Regions from separate parts of the Homo sapiens genome. Here region 2 is linked to region 1. Evidence: read pairs that join two places in POLR2A ChIA-PET (ENCODE). Cell type or tissue: CD4-positive, alpha-beta T cell. All regions are shown on one strand. Region 1 overlaps DNMT3A (DNA methyltransferase 3 alpha). Region 2 overlaps DNMT3A (DNA methyltransferase 3 alpha).

What was found. ChIA-PET counts read pairs that join two places held together with the same protein. Peaks named below come from ENCODE experiments on the same cell type or tissue, not always from the same donor. Only the 100,000 strongest peaks of a DNase experiment are listed, where the experiment ranks them.
Region 2: POLR2A ChIA-PET joins it to region 1 with 23 read pairs; 9 of 35 experiments call an interaction of 5 or more read pairs at or near these places.

Annotation. Positions count from the first base shown.
Region 1 is chr2:25,272,466-25,274,965 of GRCh38, reverse strand. DNMT3A (DNA methyltransferase 3 alpha) reads left to right here. Exons shown (of 23, transcript NM_022552.5): 6 at 1-25. Among named protein-coding and RNA genes, the nearest start is that of MIR1301, 55 kb to the left of the region's middle. RefSeq lists an enhancer at 1,416-1,916. In CD4-positive, alpha-beta T cell, no CTCF peak of the experiment used is centred here; DNase peaks (open chromatin) are centred at 625 and 1,445; H3K4me3 peaks cover 455 bases; H3K27ac peaks cover 2,500 bases.
Region 2 is chr2:25,336,118-25,338,617 of GRCh38, reverse strand. The region is part of intron 1 of DNMT3A (DNA methyltransferase 3 alpha); the gene reads left to right. Among named protein-coding and RNA genes, the nearest start is that of DNMT3A, 4.6 kb to the left of the region's middle. In CD4-positive, alpha-beta T cell, no CTCF peak of the experiment used is centred here; a DNase peak (open chromatin) is centred at 1,017; H3K27ac peaks cover 439 bases.

The DNA of each region.
Region 1 (2,500 bases):
GTGGCTGGCACGCTGGAAAAGGGAGGTGAGGCGCCTTCTGGCCTGGGCCCCAGCCCGTCCTGCAGAACTGGAAAACCAGAAGTGATGGGCCTCAGTTTCCCCTTCAGGCTAACCCTTAGAACTTACTGGGAGCCTCTTAATCTCTAGTCATGATGACTGGTTCATCTGCTCCTTCAGCAGATGCTTATTGAACACTTACTGTATACCTGGCTGTGTACTAGACCCTGGGCGTATACGGTTCCTGCTCTCATGGAGTTGACATTCTGATGGGGGAGACAGGCAGAACATAAAGAAACAAGGGGCTGAAATAGAAGATAGCAGAGGCCTGCTTTAGTTGGGGTGGTCAAGACAGGCTTCTTGGAGGAGGTGGCATTTCAGTTAAGGTCTGAAGGAACCGAAGAGCTGGCTCTGTGAGGAGTGGGGTCAGGGAGAGTGTTCTAGGCAGAGGAAACAGCACCAGCAAGGCCTTGACTTGTTTGGCAAACTGTATGCCAGGGTGAAATGGCAAAGGAGAAAGGGCCAGATGCAGCCAGAGAGGCAGGCGGGGCTCCACACATCAGTTGGAGACCTGCAGAGTCTGCCCAAAAGCTGGCTTACTTCTGACAATACTGGGCAGCCATAGAAGGTTTCTGTGCACAGGAAGGATGTGATGTGGATTTGAGAGGCAGCAGTGGAGACAGAGAAGAGCTTTGGGGTGTATTTTGGAGCTAGAATAGCTAGGGCTTGCTGATGGACCGGCAGGGAGGGGAACTGGTGGACTCAAGGAGGACTCACAGGGGTCTGGCCTGAACACCTGGTGATGGTTGTGCCATTTGCTCAGATGGGAAGACCCAGGGGAGGATGAGTTTGGGACAGGTGGGAATTGAGGGCTCCGTGTGAGATGCCAGGTGCCTGGAGTCTGGGCTGTAGGGAAGTACGGGCGACAGAGGTGGGATTTGAGAGCAGAACCCTGGCATTTAAATCCATGGGAACTTAAGGGCTCAGCAAGGGGAGAAGGAGGAGAGACGAAGTCTCAGAACATGTCCATGAAAACCCCGACATTTCTGGGCCACATGGAGAGGAGGAGTGGCAGGCAGTAGGGACTGAGGGAGAAAGCAGTACAGAGCGGTGTCTGGGGAAGCACGGGGTTTTCCCAGAGGGTGGCTGCCCAGCCCTAGGGAAAGCTGAATTCACTGAGACATGCCCATGGCGTTGGACAACCTGGAAAGGAGCTGGTGACTTTATAGAGAAGCTTCTGTGGGGGTCGGGGAGGTGGGAACAGCCCGTGGAGGGCTTCAGCCATGCAGAGAGGTGAGAAAATGGAGGCTGAAAGACTGAGGAGGGAAATCAACTCGCCACGCACAATTTTTGAGCTGTCTTGTATGTTTGATTAGTAGAGAACTGGGTACAAAGAGAAGTGGGTGGTGACCTAGCTGCACAGGAAAAGAGAGGAAACTGCCACCACGTGGGGCACTTCACGTGAACTCAGCTCTCATTTCGTCTTTACCCCAGGCCTCCAGGGGAAGGCGGCCCTGTTTGTCTGTTCGCCTTTGTGTGAGAGCTTTCTCTAGAGAAAGTGCAGAACAGAGGCCAGGCGCGGTGGCTTACACCTGTAATCTCAGCACTTTGGGAAGCTGAAAGGAGGTCAGGAGTTCGAGACCAGCCTGGCTAGCTTGGTGAACCCCTGTCTCTACCAAAAATACAAAAAATTAGCCAGGCGTGGTGGCTCATGCCTGTAATCCCAGCACTTTGGGAGGCTGAGGCGGGCGGATCACCTAAGGTCAGGAGTTCGAGACCAGTCTGCCCAACATGGCAAAACCCTGTTTCTACTAAAAAGACAAAAAATTAGCCGGGCATGGTGGCAGGCGCCTGTAATCCCAGCTACTCAGGAGACTGAGGCAGGAGAATCACTTGAACCCGGGAGGCGGAGGTTGCAGTGAGCTGAGATCACACCACTACACTCCAGCCTGGACAACAAGAGCAAAACTCTGTCTCAAAAAAAAAAAAAATACAAACAATTAGCCAGGTGTGGTGGTGCGTGCCTATAGTCCCAGCTACTCAAGAGGCTGAGGCAGGAGAATTGCTTGAACCCGACAGGTGGAGGTTGCGGTGAGGCGAGATTGAGCCACTGCACTCCAGCCTGGGCAACAGAGCAAAATTCCGTCTCAAAAAAAAAAAAAAAAGAGAAAGTGCAGAACAGGGTGGGGGTTCTGGCTGCTTGATTGTTTTCTTTTCCTCTGGGATCCAGGAAGGCAGAAATTACTTTCCCGGAAGAGCCCGGAGAAAGGGCAGCCTGTCTGAGGTCTGGGAGGAGAGGCACTTACCCCTGTGCGTGGAATGTTGTGTTTGGGGTGGAAATTCAGGAATGGGGCTCTTCTCTCCAAGTCAGTCGCTGCACTCCTGGGTTCCCCGCAACCCAGAAACAGGGGCTTTGCTTTTTAGCTCCTGGTTCTGTGAGCGAAGTGTTTCTGTTCTCATTTAGCCCTGGGGCAAGAAGCTTAGACTATGACTTTTAGGAACC
Region 2 (2,500 bases), 64 kb before region 1:
GCCTCCGAGGGTGTCTGCTGAGCGAGGGGAGCGCACTGCCCTCCAGTCCTCTCCCCGAGGCAGCGAGGCAGGTTAGTGCTGGGCTCCCTTCCCCCTGCTGCTGTGCGCCGCTGCCCAGCGGCCACTGCCTACTTACAGGCCAGCTCCTCAGGGTCACACCTCCCTGAAAGACCCAAGTTCTTTCCCAGCAAGAGCCAGACTCCCCCAAGGCTTCTCTTTTTGGGATCCAGGTAGAAAGAGGACTCTAATGGGTGAGTTAAAACAGACCACCCTCTCCCCATCTTTGGGCCCGAAATGTCAGCATTAGAACCCAAACCTTAGAATTGCAGTCTGAAAGAGGAGTTTAAGCTCTGAGAGCTCTTAGTGCTGGGTACGGGACTGTTTGTGGGAGGTGGTGCCCAGTTCTTCCCAGGGTTGTCCATGCTACCCAGAGCCTGAGGCCTGGAGGGCCATTCACGTGCCAGTCACATGCCTCTCCCAGGGTACTTCCTGCTGCCTCCAACTTGCTGGCCTGGGGTCCTGGACTTGGTGCTCGTATCCTCCCCACCCCGTGCCCCACTGGGAGTTGAGTGTGTCTCTGGCCTCCAGCAGGTAGGGCCAGAGCATCTACCCCAATGCCATTCCCCATGCTGCGGCCCTCGGGGAATAGCTTCTACTTTTGTTTGAATATTAGTATGTGAGCAGAGAGCCCGTCAGAAGCCCACCTGGCCTGAGGCTGGGTTTCTGCAGGGACTTTGCTGTTCCTGAGCAGGGCTTTAATGGTCTACTAAAGGTGCCAGATCCCTTTCCACTTTAATTTTGAGGGCTCATTTTCAATCATTTCTCTCTGACGATTTTTCCCTAAGAACATGACCAAATCTGAGATCCATGAAGTGTCAGCCTGAGATTTATGTCTGTATCCGAGCCTGCCTCCACTTGGCTAAGTGTGTGGGCAAGACGAGGTTCAGTGCACATGTGTCTGTGCATGATGTGTGTGTACGTGGTGTGCCGCCACCTGTGGATGGGTAGGACTTGCTTCCACATGAGCCAGTGTCAAGGCAGCTTGAGGCCCTCGAGTCACAGGGAGCTGCACTCTGACACCTCCCAGCGGCAGGAACTTGGGCAACAACTCGATTCCCTGGGCCTCAGTTTCCTCACCTGTAACATGGGAGTGTGCGTGGATTCTGCTTACAGGTGGTTGTGAGGATGGAGTGAGATCATGTGCGTTACAGCCTTAGAGGAGCGGGAGCCCTCCTGTTAGCTGTGTCTGTTTTCATCATTTGGGTGGCTCACGTGGACTAGCACTGCAGGAAGTGCTCTAAGAAGCCTCGTCCACCTTCCTGTGTCTTTTGCAGAATCTTGGTCAGATGAGGAAAGTGCCGATTCTGATTAAAAATCCTGGGAGGTGGGAGGCTTCTCAGCGACACTTAGCAATCTGTTGAGTTGAACAAATCTCGTGTCAACAGGTTGTTTTGCTTCCACCTGAAATCCCTCCCGCTGTAGTTTCAGCTCGTTATTCTCATCCTGTCTTGAGTGCAGCAGCACTTTCCCACCGTATTCGCTTCCATTTTCCAGAGATGTGCTGAGCATTTCCTGTAAGCCATGCCCTGTGCTGGCTTTGAGGGGACACGGTGTGTTTAGGATGCGCCCAGCTAACGAAGAACTGCAGAGTGGGACTGGGGTCACTGGAGAGGGAGAAATAAAGTGCTCAAAGGAGAGTGAGGTCACAACCAACTAAGGTCATCAGGGAAGGCTTCTTGAAGGAGGTGGCATCTCAGAAGCGCCCCAGAGCACAGAAGTGGGGCTTCAGGGGCAGGACATCATTGTGGGTGGCTGTAGTGCCCGGGAGGTGGACTGGGGCCTGGGTTGTGCTGGAGGCCAGGCTGAGGCCCTGCCTTGGTTTGGGGAGGAGATCCCTGCACTCCGGAACTCCTCTGTGGCCCACGGAGGATCGCTCTGAACTGCCTCAGCGTGGCGGCCAGTGGGGGTAGGGGTGGAGAGAGGACAGCAGGGAGGGAGGGGAAGGGGCCAAATGAGCTCATTTGGTGTCGGATCCTGATTCTTTCTATTCCATAGACCAGAGCTTAAGAGCTCAGACTTGGAGAGCAACAGAACAGGGTTTAAATTACACTGACCCCAGGGGGTTGTGACGATTAAGGGGGAGGCCAGGGTCAGGTCTGGTCTGCGAGCGAGTGATAGCAGTCATGGTTGAGGATGTGGCAGGTGGAGAAGGGTCCCTTTTCTGGCCTCCCAGAGGTCTCCATGTCCCCCCTTGCCCACTCCATCAGGCTGAGGCGCCCCAGCATCCAGAACATTCCTGCAAGGGGCTGCCAGTGCCAGGGAAATGGGGGTGAAGACGTCAGGTTCCTGTCTCTGCAGCCTGACCCTGTCCCCCAACACACACGCTGGGCAGAACCGAGCCACCAACCCAGAGGGGAGGTGCCCTGCAGACGGCCCAGGCCCCCAGGCATGAGTGCAGGTGCCTGGCAGCCCCCTGCAAGAACAGCTGGTGGGCAGGGCC